Linked DNA regions of Homo sapiens: region 2 is linked to region 1. The links are chromatin loops, found by intact Hi-C in ENCODE. Cell type or tissue: PC-9. All regions are shown on one strand. Each heading gives the region's core, and the rest is flanking DNA. Links, peaks and the distances in the headings are about the cores only. Region 1 has its middle 62 kb from the start of UCHL1. Region 2 has its middle 31 kb from the start of LIMCH1.

What was found. Peaks named below come from ENCODE experiments on the same cell type or tissue, not always from the same donor. Only the 100,000 strongest peaks of a DNase experiment are listed, where the experiment ranks them.
Region 2: a loop joins it to region 1, with 18 times the contacts of the local background. A loop is called at or near these places in 1 of 110 quality-filtered maps.

Annotation. Positions count from the first base shown.
Region 1 is chr4:41,314,515-41,322,853 of GRCh38, reverse strand. No RefSeq gene overlaps it. Among named protein-coding and RNA genes, the nearest start is that of UCHL1, 62 kb to the right of the region's middle. In PC-9, for the core only: no CTCF peak of the experiment used is centred there; DNase peaks (open chromatin) are centred at 2,373, 3,133, 3,823, 7,233 and 1 weaker place; H3K4me3 peaks cover 1,204 bases; H3K27ac peaks cover 5,809 bases.
Region 2 is chr4:41,502,911-41,511,249 of GRCh38, reverse strand. It overlaps a transcript of LIMCH1 not described here. Among named protein-coding and RNA genes, the nearest start is that of LIMCH1, 31 kb to the left of the region's middle. In PC-9, for the core only: no CTCF peak of the experiment used is centred there; no DNase peak of the experiment used is centred there.

The DNA.
Region 1 (8,339 bases), core at 128-8,127:
CCCAGTACTCACATTGTGATCAAGCCCATCCAAGCAGAACTATCTTCAGGGACTTTCCCCTGTAGAAAGCATGCGCATTTTAATTTTACTTGTCCTCAGATTGACCCTTTGCTCATTATAATAGTAAAAAACACACCCCTGGATGGAGATTGAAGATGCTAATGAGACATGTGATACATGAACAAGCACGTACAGCTACTGAGAATACCCAAAAGACCACCTATAATATACTTACTAGCAACATCCTTTCCCACCCGTTATGAATAATTATGTGATATGGTTTGGCTCTATGTCTTCTCCCAAATCTCATGTTGAATTGTAATCTCCAGTGTTGAGGGAGGGACCTGGTGGGAGGTGATTGAATCATGGGGGCAGATTTCCTCCTTGCTCTTCTCTTGATAGTGAGTGAGTTCTCATGAGATCCAATGGTTTAAAACTGTGTGGCACTTCCCCCTTCTCTCTCTCTTGCCACCATGTGAAGAAGATGTTTGCTTCCCCTTCACCTTCTGCCATGATTATAAGTTTCCTGAGGCCTCCCAGTCATGCTTCCTATGAAGCATGTGGAACTGTGAGTCAATTAAACCTCTTTTCTTCATAAATTACCCAGGCTCAGGTAGTTCTTTATAGCAGTGTGAGAATGGACTATTACAGAAAATTGGTACCAAGAGTGGAGTATTGCTAAAAAGATACCTGAAAATGTGGAAGCAACTTTGGAACTGGGTAATGGGCAGAGGCTGGAACAGTTTAGAGGGCTCAGAAGAAGACAGGAAGATGATGGAAGATTTAGAACTTCCTAGAGATTTGTTGAATGGTTGTAACCAAAACACTCATAGTGATATGGACAATGAAGTCCAGGCTGAGGTGCTCTCAGATGGAGATGAGGAACTTATAGGAAACTGGAGTAAAGGTCACTCTTGCTATGCTTTAGGAAAGAGACACAGCATTTTGTCCCTGCCCTAGAGATCTGTGGAACTTTGAACTTGAGAGAGATGATTTAGGGTATCTGGCAGAAGAAATTTCTAAGTAGCAAAGCATTCAAGATGAGACCTGGCTGTTTCTAAAAGTGTACACTCATGTGTGTGAACAAAGAGATTATCTGAAACTGAAACTTCTGTTTAAAAGAGAAGCAGAGCATAAAGGTTTGGAAAATTTGCAACCTGGTTGTGTGGTAGAAAAGAAAAAATTTTCTGGGGAGAAATTTAAGCCTGCTACAGAAATTTCCATAAGTAAAGAGGAACTGAATGTTAATAGCCAAGACAATGGAGAAAATGTCTCCAGGATATGTCAGAGACCTTTGTGGCAGCCTTTCCCATCACAGGCCCCAGATGGACATGTGTTGTTAAGTGAAAAAATAAACCTCTACTATTTTAAGCCACTGAGATTGTGGGGTTGTTTGTTACAGCAGCATAACCTAGCCTCTCCTGACTGATACAGAGGGAAATCCTGAGATAAAGTTACTGCTTCTTTTGACATGGTCACAACCAGCACAATCCTCAGTTGAAGTTATACCATTCCCCTCCACAACCTGGCTAACTTAGCAAAAAAGCAAAATAAAACAGAAACAAAGCAAAAAGAACACAGAATCCCCAGAGGCTTTATTAATGGAGGTATCACTATATGCCTCTGATGAAGGAGCCTACATGGTCCTCCCACAAGCATTGATTCTGGTTCTAAGGTATCATCTGGGGCCCAATCTCCTGGGCAGCTCGGAAGCTGAGAACATACTGCTCAAGAAAGGATGCTGTTTTTCCTCTTGTTTCCAGGTCAAAGATTGAGTTCCCAGAGGTGAATTAACAAGTGAATGTTTAAGATCTGTTAGTACTCAGAAGCTTTCAAAATCTTTTTCACAGTATTTACCACTGACTCATTATTTCATACCTGTATATTTTCTTATAAATGTGTTTGTTCTTCTGAGTAATAAAAAGGAAAAAACTGCCTAATGCAGCCAGGTGATCTCTAGAAGGGAATTAACTGCTATAATGTTTTTGGTTTTAGAGACAGGGTCCCACACTCTATCACCTAGGCTGGAGTGCAGTGGCATGACATAGCTCACTGTAGCCTCAAACTCCTGAGTTTAAGTGATTCTGTCATCTCAGCCCCCCAAGTAGCTAGGACTATAGGCATGCACCACCACACCTAGCTATTTTTATTTTTATTTTTAGTAGAGACAGATCTCTCTATATTGCCCAGGCTGGTCTCAAACTCCTGCCCTCAAGGGATCCTCCTGCCTTGGCTTCTGAAAGCATTGGGATTACAGGTGTAAACCTCCGTGCCTTGCCTAACTATTACAACTTTGACCTAATTCCTACAGACATTTTCTTTAGTTGCCTTGTGCAAAGTACTTTATTTCAAGTGCTAGGAAGAATACCTAGAGAACTGCTCATCTCATCAACTAAGGCTTTCCTCTCAGTATGAAGCTCTTTTACCTCAGCCTTTATGTGGTTTTGTTTCTGAGATAAGATCTCTTAAACTCTTGATTGATTGCTGAGAATATTTAAACTTTATTTATTCAGTGGACTGATACAATAAATATTTAAACTTTATCCAGTGGATTGAGTAAATTTATTTAATCAATTGAAAACTTAATTTGTTTTCAACTGATTAAGGAGACATTCAGAAGATCAAAAATGTTATTCATCAAAGAGCATCCATCTGTAACAAGAGAAATATTCTGAAGTTGGTGTTCAGATGTTGGTGTAGAGGTAGTCTACAGATTTTTGGAAACTCAGTTTGAATAGCTACTTCAAGAGAAAAGAGAGGCACCTCCATGTGGTTGTCAGCATGCCCGGTTGTTATAAGCCGGACAACTGAAAACTACTTGAAATCTAAGAGGGTCTTTCCACTGTCTTCCCAGCTCCCTCAGCTGGATTACTCCACTCCACCTTCTGGTCTCAGGCTAAGTGTTGCTGCCTCAACAAACTATCCCTGGCCCCCTAATTAGGTTGGGCCCCTCGTATACTCTCAGATACAACTCCATATTTCCTTCTTAGCTATCACAATTATCACTAAATAAGCATTTCTGTAATAATTCATTTACATTCACCTCCAATAAATCATGAGCTCTATGACACCAGTGATCTTATCTGTATTGCATGCTGCTCTTCCGGCTCCCAGTTGATTCATTCAACAAATATTTATCAAGTGTCTCTTACGTGCCAGACTCCATGCCAGGTACCAGGGACACATGGTGAAAAAAACAGACAAAGATTCCTGCCCTGATGAAACTTAACATTCAAGAGAGGAACTCAAACGATAAACGATGACCTAATCAATGAAATAGTGTATTAAAAGGTAAACAGAGCTGTGGAAAAATAAAAGGTAGAACAGTGTAAGGAAGGGAAGCTGGTTGCAGGGGTAAATAGGGTGGTCACGTTAACCCCTATCGAGAAGGTGAGAAGTAAGCAAAGATTTGAAGGTGAGGAAGTTAGCTCAGTAGACAACTGGGTAAGAAAGTTCCAGGCTGCAGCAGATTCCTTAAGGCAGAGGAGTACCTGGTTTGTTCTAAGAAGATCAGCGGGGTTAGTGTGGTTGGAGAGGTATAAGCAAGACAGTAGTAGAAGATAAGATCAGAGATGCTCAACAAATATTTGTTGAGTGAATGGATGAAAAAAACAAATATTTTCAATTTTTACTACTATGAAGAATGTTCCCATGCCTTGCATATTTTCTCATAGGTGAGAAAACAAGTCTCTAGATTCATCCAGTCCACAAACTGTAATCTCATCTATATTAAGTGGCAACTCTACAAAGCATTGTGTCCTTTTATTGCCAAAGAGGAAGGATCTCCTGGCTGAGTCAAGAGATGGCGGTGTGTCCTCTTAACCCTGAGTCATTGAACTGCTCTTAGCCTGGATTCACACAACAGAGCCTGAAGCTGAGGAGATAAAGGAGATCCTGTGGCTCCAGTCACAAGCCTGTGGTGCTGACAGGCCACTCCACCTTCAAGGCTGACGTGATGGGAACCAAAGTGCAGGCAGAGGGACAAGAAAGCGTTCAAAGAGGCTGAGAAGCACTATCTCACTCAGCACATTGAGCAGAGAGAGCTGGGAAGAAAAATGGGCTCTTTGTGGACAAATGGCTATCCCACCCTCACTCCCAACATTGAAACTCACTCCCCAGAAGGGGTCTGAAATCTACACACACTAATGGTATATGTCAGTAGTTTCCAAATACCGCTGCAGGACCAGCTGTCAGATGCTTGGCCAACTCTTCTCTCAGAACTTCCTAAGAAGCCTTCTCTTTTTTCTTTTTTATTGATTTTCAAAATTTTTTTCTTACTCTGACAGATGGAGAGAAGCCTTCTCAAACTGCAGAGTCTGGAAGTCCACCTCTGGAGAGTCTGAATCGGTTTTCTGGACAGACTCAGGAATTCACATTTTTCACAGCTCCCCATGAAATTCTAAAGAGCAGCCAAGTTTGGGAACCACTGCTTTACTGTGCTGCTAGTGTGCCTGCATTTGATAGGAAAGGAACATCTTTCACCAGTGGCATAGGTTTCCTTTGGAGTTATTTCAGGGATCACTGGTCATATTATGTTGAGGTACCAAGGGCAGGGGGACCTGCCAGAATTTCTGAAATCACAGGCTAGAAACGACCATCTTCACAGAGTCTATGCCCCTTGGGACAGTGATGGAAGAATCTGACCCTCTTCTCAGGTTTCTCCTCACCCCCACCGGCAAGTTCTTCCAATGGGGTCACCAGTTTGAAAGCAGCTAGAGATTTTTGTACATATTAATGAATTATAACAGAGAGAAGTGTGAGAATCTTAGAATTTCCATTAATATTCTAGTAAGGGTTGTGAGAAAGATAGCTGTGGAAACCATCACAAGATGGCTCCCAAAGATCCCTACCAGCTCGTCTTCATGCTCTTGGGTAGTTCCCTTTCATTGCACTAGGGTTGATCTGTGTTGTCAGTGGAATACAGCAGAAGTGATGGTATGTAGCTTCCACAATTAGGTCATTTAAAAACACAGTGTCTTTCATCTTGGGCTGCCTTTCCCCCTTTGCTCACTCACTCTGGAGAAAGCCAGCTGTCATGTTGTGAGGACACTCAGGTGCTGTATGGCCATGTAATGAGAGACTGAAGACCCGCTGACAGCTAGCAAGGAACTAGAGCCTGCCAACAGTGCAAATGAGCTGGAACATGGATCCCCCAGTCCCAGTCAAGCTTTCAGATGATTGTAGCCCCAGCCAAGTTAGACTGCAACCTCATGAGAGACCCTGAATGATAATAAATGTTTGTTGTTTTAAGCTGCTAAGTTTCAGAATAATTGTTTTGCAGCAGTAGATAATACAATGGTGAGTTCAATAGTTCATCAGAGAATAATTCATTACAATCCCAATCTATACTTTTCTCTCCAACTAAGCCATATGGCATTTTAACAAACTTTTACTGAAATATAGCATAGAGATATAGATGTAGATATATAGAAAGTGTACAAATCATAAATGAATACATTTCTTTATACAACACCCAGACCAGGAAATAAAATATCACCAGCATCCCAGAAGCACCCTCATGCCCCTTTTCAGTTACTAGCCACCTCATCCTTAAATATAACAAGTATGGCCATACAGAAGTTTTGCCTGCTTTTAAACTTTATATGAATTAAATCATACCAATCATACCACATATACTCTTTTGTGTCTGGCTCCTTGACCTCATCATGTCTGTGAGATTCATCCATGTTGCTTTGTGCTTTGAAAGTATCTGTTGAATTGTCTTACTGATTTGTAGTAGTTATATATTCTAGAGACCAGTTCTTTGTCAGATAGGTGAGATACAAATTTCTCCCATGTTATGGCTTTTTTTTTTTTTGAGACAAAGTCTCACTCTGTCACCCAGGCTGGAGTGCAGTGGCACAATCTTGGCTTGCTTGCCTCCCGGGTTCAAGCAATTCTCCTACTTCAGCCTCCCGAGTAGCTGAGATTACAGATGTGTGCCAATACACCCAGCTAATTTTTGTATTTTTAGTAGAGATGGGGTTTCACCACATTGGCCAGTCTGGTCTCGAACTCCTGGTTGAGTTCAGGAGATTTGCCTACCAGGTGATCTGCCTGCCCCAGCCTCCCAGAGTGCTGGGATTACAGGTGTGAGCCACCACACCCGGCCAGTTTTTTCATTCTCTTAATGGGATCTTTTTAAAAAGGAAGTTGTTAGTTTTAATTTAGTCCATTTTATGATTTATTTTCTTTGTGGTTTATACTTTCTGTGTCCTGTTTGAAAAATAATTGCCTTCACCAAGATCATAAAGATATCCTTGTTTTCTTTTAGAAGCTTCATTTCATACAATACATATGGAATTGATTTTTGTGTATCATGTAGTATAGAAGTTGTGATTCATTTTTCCTATGTGGGTATCCAATTGATTTATTGCTATTTATGAAGATCATTCTTTTTCTTGTGCTTTATTGTCCCTTTGTCATAACCCTAGTGACTGCATATTGTCTGTTTCTGGACTGTTTATAAAGCTGCCTTTGCAAAATTATGACAGTAAGAGAAATCTGACATAATCGACTCCATCTTGCTTCTGATCTCCAAGCTGTCCTTGGTCATTCCTAGGCACAGGCCAAGCTAACTTGGGGAGGAATATAGTTGATAGTTGAACTTTGAAGCAAGGATGATAAAGTCCCTCCCTTAAACCAAACCCCTCCTAGTTGAGGGACTAAAACCACCTTTGTAAGACTAATGAAAGTCCACAATATTAGGATTATGAGAGAGGCCTGAATTCTGCTAAAATATAGGTGTAGTTTTTGTAATCCCTTACTGCTCAGGAGTCATGTGGCCAAAGGCCACACAACATGTGACTTTCCCAATTTCTCTTATAGATAACATCACCATTGTAGAACCTAAGATTGACCTTTTGAGATTTTTTTTTCAGACTTTCTGGCCACCAGCTGATCCCACCTGGACCTGTGACTCATGACTTAACTGACCCTGCAGGCCCACCCAGAGGTGCACTTAGCACAAAATGACCGATTTCCACAACCCTATGATTTCATCCCCAGCTAATCAGCAGCCTCCATTCCCTACCCACTTGCCCACCAAGTTGTCCACAAAAACCCTAGCCTCTGAGTTCTTGGCAAGACTGATTTGAGTAATAACTCCGTCTCCCGTGTGTCCAGCCTTGTGTCAATTAAACTCTTTTTTTTTTTTTTTTTTTTTTTTTTTTTGCCGGAATACCATGGTCTCAGTGAACTGGTTTTGTCTCTGCAGGAGGCAGGAAAACCTGTTGTGCAATTACATCTAGTCTGTTCATTTTTTTTATTATTATTTTGAGACAGAGTCTCGCTCTGTCTCCCAGGATAGAGTGCAGTGGCGCAATCTCGGCTCACTGCAACCTCCGACTTCCGGGTTCACGCCATTCTTCTGCCTCAGCCTCCTGAGTAGCTGGGACTACAGGCGCCCGCCACCGCGCCCGGCTAATTTTTTTTATATATTTTTAGTAGAGACGGGGTTTCACCGTGTTAGCCAGGATGGTCTCCATCTCCTGACCTCGTGACCCGCCCACCTCAGCCTCCCAAAGTGCTGAGATTACGGGCGTGAGCCACCGTGCCCAGCCTACATTGTCTGTTCATTTTTAAAATACCAAGTTCATCAATCCATAAATATAACATATTTCTCTATTTATTTAGGTCTTTTTTAAAAAATTTTCTTCTAAAAAATAAAGGGGGGACACATGTGCAGAATGTGCAGGTTTGTTACATAGGTATATGTGTGCCAAGGTGGTTTGCTGCACCTATTGACCCATCCTCTAAGTTCCCTCCCCTCAGCCCCCACCCCCCCAACAGGCTCTGGTGTGTGTTGTTCCCCTCTCTGTGTCTATGTGATCTCATTGTTCAACTCCCACTTATGAGTGAGAACATGCAGTTTTTGGTTTTCTGTTCCTGTGTTAGTTTGCAGAGGATAATGGCTTCCAGCTTCATCCATGTCCCTGCAAAGGACATAATCTCATTCCTTTTTATGGTTGCATAGTATTCCATGGTGTATATGTACCGCATTTTCTTTATCCAGTCTATCATTGATGGGCAGTTGGGTTGGTTCCATGTCTTTGCTATTGTGAATAGTGCTGCAATAAACATATATGTACATGTGTCTTATAGAATGATTTATATTTCTTTGGGTATATATCCAATAATGGGATTGCTGGGTCAAATGGTATTCCTGGTTCTAGATCCTTGAGGAATCACCATACTGTCTCCCACAATGGTTTAACTAATTTACATTCCCACCAGCAGTGTAAAAAGCATTCCCATTTCTCCACAGCCTCACCAGCAACTACTGTTTTCTGACTTTTTAATAATAACCATTCAGATTGGCGTGAGATGGTATCTCATTG
Region 2 (8,339 bases), core at 266-8,265, 190 kb before region 1:
AGCAGGGAAGCACAAAGAGAATTGTAGGAACAATAATAGATCAACCTCTGTGACCAGTGCAAATGGACAGGGCTGATGAGTTGAATAGAATCATTGCACCCAGACAGAGGGACACCACGTTCTAGGCAAAGGAACTTGAATCACACCCCGTCTTCTGGGAAGAGGCCACCAGTCACGATGAAGCCATGTTTGGGAATGTTAGCCTCCCAGCAGAGTCTACAGTGGCTTAAGGAAGGGCAAGCACTAGAGCTAATCACTCAGATATACAGTCTTCACTTTTTCTTTTTATTCACTCTTTCTTCCTCTTGATACCAAGAAGGAAGTCTATTTCTTCATAGTTAACTTTTTAAAGAAATCATTTGGTCGGGTGCGGTGGCTCACACCTTTAATCCCAGCACTTTGGGAGGCCGAGGTGGGCGGATCACCTGAGGGCAGGAGTTCGAGACCAGCCTGCCCAACATGGCGAAACTCCGTCTCTACTAAAAATACAAAAATTAGCCAGGCATGGTGGCAGACGCCTGTAATCCCAGCTACTCGGGAGGCTGAGGCAGCAGAATCACTTGAACCCGGGAGGCAGAGGTTGCAGCAAGCCGAGATCGTGCCAGTGCACTCCAGCCTAGGCGACAAGAATGAAACTCCATCTCAAAAAAAAAAAATCATTTATAAACTGGGTCCTTAGTAGGCTATTTAAGAAAAAGTCCACTCCTTCGAGTAACCAAAGGGAACATTCAGAACAGGTGAGGCAGAGATTTTGCACACTTCATCATGGGAAGCCAGCCCACCAAGCCTGACAGCCCATTAGAGACAATCAAAAAATGGATTATTAAGGAAATACAATTAGAGCTACTAAATCCTCTTAAATCTAAGCAAAGCCTAATCCAGCATGTAACCCCACAGGCAGGCAATGGGCTAGGCCAGTTTCTCATCTACCACATGAGCAGTCCACATTTAAACCAGTTGTTATATTTTCTTAAATTAATTGATCATTCTTAAAAATCTGTCAAAAATTTGTTCAGGAGGAGAAAGATTAGCCTGAGATTCAAGTCAGGAGAATTTTAATATTTATTAAGGAGCAGATTAATAGGATGAGGGAATTGCCACATGTTGAGGGAAGTGGTTCCAAGTGACAATTCTGCTAAAATAAGTTTCAAACACATTTCTAGGAAGCTTCAAAACAAACTCTGTAAATGCCCTACTGGGTCTGGGTCATATAAGACTATGTATTAGGAGAAAGGAAGTGACAAGGATCGTATAATTTTTAATGAACAGAATATTTACAAAGATGGATGAGCTTGAGAATATTCCAAAGGCAAGATGCTCAAGTGCACACAAGAGCTCCCAGAGTAGACTTTGTAATTGATGTCCAAAGAACAGTTTGAATGGAGACAGTACCCCTACTGTGCTGAGTCCCTCTTTTGAGTAGGAGCCAAGGGCTATTTATTTGGTGAGGATTCAAAAAAAGAGGCAACACTGGGGGCTCATTCTGCTCACCATGAGTCCTGCATATTCACCTTCCATGTTCTCCATCTGTTTTCATCTTTCTAACAGAAGCCTGTTGGGGATACTCAATTCTTGCCTAAGCCCCCACCTAAGCCAGGCCAATCTTCAAACAAAAAGCAGCTTTTTCACTGGAGATCTTTTTCAGAAAAGGAGCGGGTTGAAATGTCCTCACTTGAACTTAAAGGCTTAATGAGTCTTGGTGCCAAACAGCTGGAGACAGGCCAAGTCAGCGTGGCCAATTGTGATTTGGCAGAAGGACAAGGGAGAACCCTACATAGAAAGTCTATCAAATTCTTCCCAGTCTGCTAAGGCCAAAATCAGTAATGGAAAAAGGACCCAAGTTTGCTGAGATTGGAGCGAGCATCTGGGTTAGAGAGAGAGCTCTAGACAAAGAGTGCAAAGACACATTGTGCCCTACCACCTCGGGTCTCCATCTAATCATCTACAGAAGAGGGGTTGGAAGATCTAGGTTCACTGGGGTTGCTCTGAGGACTAAATAAGGGATTGGTTTGTGAATACTGAACAAAGCAATGGTGACCAGTAGGGACCAGTCTAAAGTCATCAATAACTGGGGTGACCATATATCCCAGTTAGCTGAGGTCAGTCCCAGCTTCCACTTGTTCCAGCATCTCATCTGGTTAATACCCCCTTTCGCTCTGAACAGTGTCTCAGTTTGAATGACAGGTTGTATTGTTGCTCTACTAATCAGCCATTGGGTCATACTAATCTCATCTCTTTACCAATGTTTCAGAAAATGATTGCATGTGTACTTTATATTACACAAGGTCTCTAACAATAGCTGTTGGAATGATACACAAACATGAGCTAGACCTAAAACAGTTAGGTGGAATCATGATCAGTTGACTGGCAGTTCCCAGAGATACATATTAATTGTTAAAAGTCTCCAGTCCTTCCTTCTGCAAGCAAGGCAGGCCTTTTCTGAGGTTTTGCTCAAACTGATATCTACTGGGGACATACAATACAAGTCACCTCCACCTTCTTAAAAGTCTTCTTAGCCCTCTTGGTTTCCATGACCTCACAGTCTCCTGGGTTTCCTCTCATCTCTCTGATAGCTCTTTTGTGAGCTTCTCTTTCTCCCACCCATGACCCAGGGGAGACACTTCCTCAAACTGAGACCTCCTTCTGCGGCTCTTTCCTAATGTGGCCTTTCCCTCAGAGAGGCTTCCATATCTCATAGCTTAACCCTGATGTCCGACAATGGCTCACAAATCCAACTTGAGCAAGTTGAATGCATCGTCTCACCTCTAAGAGCCAGGCCCTCATCCCCAACAGCCTACAGGACTCTGGTCCTGGGTGGCTTGTCCATATCCCGAACTCATCCTGCCCAAACTAAAACCATGACCTCTCCAACAAACAGAGGAGCCTTTCTGGCTTGTATCAGGACCCCACTCAACTGAAACACCAAAATTATTTTTTGTCTTTTCTTTCATTCATCACTATACTCTACCAGGTGCTGCTGATTTCTTCAAAATCCTCTTCATTTCCATTGCTCTTGGGAATCAAACCACCAAATCCTTATATGGCTTGCAAGGCCCTGCACAATCTTGCCCCCACTACTTCTCTCCATCCACACTGATCTCATACCATTGCCCCACTGGTTTTCTACCTTTTGGCCAAACAAGTCTACCTGCAATTCCTCCAAGACACAGAGCTTGTTCCAGTCGTAGAGTTTTCAATCATGTTATTCTTTCAGCCCTAGAGTATGTTTCTTCTCAACTTTCATTTCCCTTTCCTCTTTCCTGGTAGAAGAGAATAATTTCTCCTCTTCGTTCAGGTCTCCACCTAAATGTGCTTCTTGAAGGGAATCTGAGATTTATATCCCACACAGTCAGGATTTAGATCTCAAATCAGCTGCCCGCCCCCCTCCCACCACCACCATTACATGATTTGATTGCATAATGCATTCATCTTTACAGTAACTTACCACACTCATAAGTGGGTTCCTATAAAGGTCAGTTGGATAAAGGAAGAGATGTCCTTGCCCTTTCAGGCACCTATCCTCTATATGTGCCAAACACAGCCTACTCATTCCTGACTCCAAACCTTCCCTCCTGCCTTTGTCCCTGTGTAGGATGCTGTGATACTGTGAATTATATTAAGAAATCCATATTTTGGTCTTCATCCCCAGCTCCTGGCACAGAGTCCCTAAAATCCTTGTAATTTCCTGAGCAATAGGAATGCTAGGTGCATTTTTTTACTCTGATATTTAGTCTCTGACCCCAGTTGCTGACGCAGAACTCCTAATCCCTTGGAATTTCCTGGGTGATAGGAGTGTCTTTTGCTCTAATGAGGTGACTCTTGGTAGGCTCCTAGATGGAGGCTGGTTACCAGAAAGACCAAGCTACGATTAGAAGCTTGGAACTTCTAGCCCCACTCCCATCCTCCAGGAAGGGGAGAGAGGCTGGAAATGGAATTAACAACCAATCATGCCTAAGTGACAAAGCCTCCATAAAAATCCCGGTTTCAATCCCTCTGTTTCAAGAGTCTGAAGATATACTGGGTTGCTGGGCGTGTGGAGGTGCTGGGAGGATGGACCAACAAGAAAGGGATGAAAACCCTATTCCCTTGGCCCCACGCCTTCCCCTCTGCATCTTCCATTTGGCTGTTCATGTGTACCCTTTATCAGATCCTTTAGAATAAATCCATAAATACACGGATGTACCCCGGAGTTCTGTGAGCCATTCTGATAAATATTCAAACCCAAGAAGGAGGCCATGAGAGCCTCCAATTTGTAGCCAAGTGGACAGAAGTTGTGGATCACCTGAGGACCTGTTATTTGCAACTGGCATCTAAATGAGGGGTGGGGGCAGTCTTGTGGGACTGAGCCCTTAACCTGTGTAGTCTGTATTATCTCCAGTTAGTGTCGAGATTAAGTTAAACTTTAAGATAACCAGCTGGTATTGGAGAATTGGTCATTATGAGGGATAAAAACCACACATTTTTGTGACCAGAGTGTTATGAAAGTATAAAGAAAGAAAAAACTACTTGTTTTTCTCTATAAAGATGATTTTCCCTTTCCCTCAACCTATTCTTAATAGTCAATTAATATTATATCTCCCCAATTAACTGTCTCCCAAGTCATAACAGTATCCTCATTTAACCTCTTATTAAATCTTGGAGATTAAATCTTTGTTGGTTTTACATTTACTCGTACACTGGTTTACACTGTAACTTAACTGCTCTGTGTGTGTGGGTCCAGTCCCCAAGCACATCATAAAACTTTTGAAGATCATGTCTTACATTCTGTTTTTATGCCTCTTGGTGCCTAATTTGGTGCTATGCAGCACATGGTCGATAGCCAACAATTCCTCCATGTGATAAAATGTCTCCACACAAAGTTACACCATCAACCCTCAACCTGTCCTACAAGACTAGGACACATCCGTGACACACCACATCTCATGCTGAAATCATGACAAGAATCTAAGGCCAGACCTCCTTCTGACAAGCAGCTCATTTATCAGTGATGATAGAATAAGTGTTTGCCAACAGATTTCTTATCTTTGGAAAATCATTTCAGCAACACAGGAACTGAGACAAAAATCCACTAAGACATTCTTTATTGGTCACTTATTTGTAGATTAACATACTCACACTTTCATTTCATGACAATACGTTTGCAAAACAAAACTTTTAAGTTCAGTTCTATGACTCCTAGGAAGATGGAATTTGTAATAGAGAATCTTACACTTGAAGAAAGCAAATACATCCATCCTTTGGTCTCCCAGTCTTTAGGGATGGGTCTGTTGTTTATACAAAGTGTGTGTGTGTGTGTGTGTGTGTGTGTGTGTGTGTGTGTGTGTCAGAAACACAGAGAGAGAGAATAATACTGACTAAGACTGGGAGAAAGTTAAAGGCAGTCATTGATGATCAGGTGGCCTAGGTAGAAATCTTATAACTTGGTCTCAATCTATTCACCAAGTGTTTCTATAGATGGATTATTTGCTACACCAGTGTCCAATGAGTGAAATACAAAGACAAAGGGTCTTCAAGAAAGCTCTCAATCCGGTACAAAGATGGGACAAAGAGGTAGAGCTCTATAATAGCACTAAAGTGGAGTTGTGTATGGGTACTTAGCAGCCAGACAAGAACCTATTAACACTGCCTAGAAGGTTCTGGAACAGCTTCCCAGAGAAGAAAACCACAACAGACTGGATGGATGGGAGAAAATGACATCACCACAGAGGTCAGGGTTATTGTTTTCAAAACAATCACTCTAGTCCCCAAGCTCTGCCAGCCAAAGTTCATTATTCACACATGATCAAGTTTGTAAGGGACCCAAATTTTCTTGCCCAGTTTTTGATCACAAGCTAGATGAGAGAAGCTAGAAAGTATAATCCAAATGCCTTCATCCCGTGGCTTGCTGGCAGCCCAAGGGAGCGAGCCACTGGGTGCACAGTGACACAGAGTTGCAATGACTATGTCATATTCATAATTGACTTTTGGACTATTTCCAAAAACAATAATAAGAACAGCCAGTGGTACAGGGTGCCAAGCAAGTGCCAGATGCTATGCTGAGTGCTTGACTGTATTCTCTCACTGGAATCTCCTAGAAACCTCAAGAAGTAGTAATTTCTCTGTTACATAGACGAACGGGGGAAAGTTAACATTTAAGTGCCTGCTATGTTCCAAACACTGAACAAAGAATTTTATACATATTTTCAATTCATTTTATCCTCAGAACAATCCTATATGGATTTTTACAATTATGATCTGTTTTTATAGATAAAAGTAAACTGGGGGACTCAAAGAGGTTAGGTTACTAGCCTAAGGATACACAGGAGGCAAATCTAGGATCTGCTCCATCTACTAGGTTGAACCCTAGGAAATCACATTATCTGACTATTTTTTGGTCTATTGACACAATTTCATAGGATTTAATGAAGGAATTCCAAAATCCATTCACTTTCCACTATACTCTCTCATAAAAGGGTTTGAACTGGCTTTTGTTAAATATATGTCCTTAGATAGTAACAAAAATGGAAGAAAGGAGTGGGGAAAATGATAAGCAAACCAGAGAATAAGGGAGAGCATATCAGTAAGAATCAAGGTAAGAAAATAAACACAGTCATACACTCACTGAAACTTGGCTTTGCATTTCTCTATGCGCAAGCTACAAATAGCCATGAAGAGTATCTGCATACTGCCATTGCCAGGGAGCATTTGGGAATCTGAAGGTGAGTATGGGGTTGCTCCCACGAGTGGGAAGCACCACTGGCTTGAAGTGAGCAGGGCAGAGGAGGTGAATTATCTGCAATGAGTGGAACTGCTCAGATGCAAAAAGGAATTGTTCTGATGACATCAATAGCATCCCTGTGGAGACACAGGAGCTCATCAATTTCAAAACCTACCTAGGATGTTTGAACAGCTCCACAGGGATCCCATTGACTGGGGCTCCCCTAGACCTCCTGGAAGAAATGGTTAAAGAAACACTAGGAAACTCAGAATGAAGAGATATCAGGACTAATGCCAGGGAAGCAAACATTAACCCCAACCCCTGGAAAGAAAGGTCTGAAGTATGCAGAGACAGACCCTGAGGTTGGACAGAGCTGAAAATGGAGGGGCCTTATTCTAGGAGACAGCAAATGGTTGTGAGGAGAAACTGAACTGGATAGCTCCAAGGTCTCCTGTCCACTCTCAGAGAATTGGTGCCAAGTTATTCAGTAGGGGGTACTATAAATTAAAAGGAGAAAGTACAGACTACTCAGAGGATCACCTGTCTAAGATTTGCTCAAAGAGCTGTCATTGGGAGAGAGGTCTCTCTCGCAACTCCAAGTGCTCGGAGGCAGAAGAGTTGGGAAACGTGGCAGCCACATCAGAAAAATGGCAGCTCCTGGAAGCATCAGCCCAAACCCCTAGAGAGGGAGGTAAAAAGGCTGGGAGGAAGCTCAGAGCAAGGGCAGTTATCACTTGAGGGCTGAGGGAACCGACTGGTAGAGGACAAAGCCTGCTTCTCAGGAGAGAGGCTTTTCTCCGGCAACACTCCCAAGGAAGGAGTGATCTATAGATTTTGGTGGCCTCAGTTTTACCTCACCAAGGTAACTCACTCCATAGTTTAGAGAGGATAGGGATAAAGGAATGGACTCCTGACAGGACAGGTCTGAAAACGTAAGTCCCTCCAAAGCATCCTTCTCTGAACACACCCCTATGTAAGTCTAACCAAGGCCTCAAAGAGACCTAATAAACCTTTCACACCACTCTTAAGCTCACCTTTTCTCCACTAGAAGTTCCAAAGGCTGTCTGTCCTGGTTGGATGGAAGAGTCCCTCAGCGGGCCTGTATTGGTTTTGTTGGTCTAATAGTCATTCCTTCTTCTTTGATAACAGCTTCTTAATTTCCACTTGAGCAACTTTCCTCCCCAACTCTCCAGGAATAGTAGGGCAGTTGTAGGGTAGGGCAGACTGTGGAGAGCGCCCATGCTACGTCCTGGCTCCAAGCAAGGGCAAATCCAGACCTGGCCATTCGGTTAATTCCGAGATGAGCACCAGGCCCAATTCACGTCAATAAAGGGCAGGCACCAGGACTTCTACTGGAATTACTCCAAAAAAGTATCTCTTTTTTCCTGCTGGGATTGCAAAGCTAGTAAAATATAAGCTAAAAGCTAATAGTAGCCAACTTTGTCACCATATGGGAAAACTTACCCAAAGACAAAGTCAATAAAGAAGAAAGCAGAGGCAAGAGATGGATGGATGGATGGATGGATGGATGGATGGATGGATGGATGGATGGACAGACAGACCAGTCAGATAACACAATTCAAGCATGGTTATATAGTTATGTCTGTACCTGGGGTGTGTGTGTGTGTGTGTGTGTGTGTGT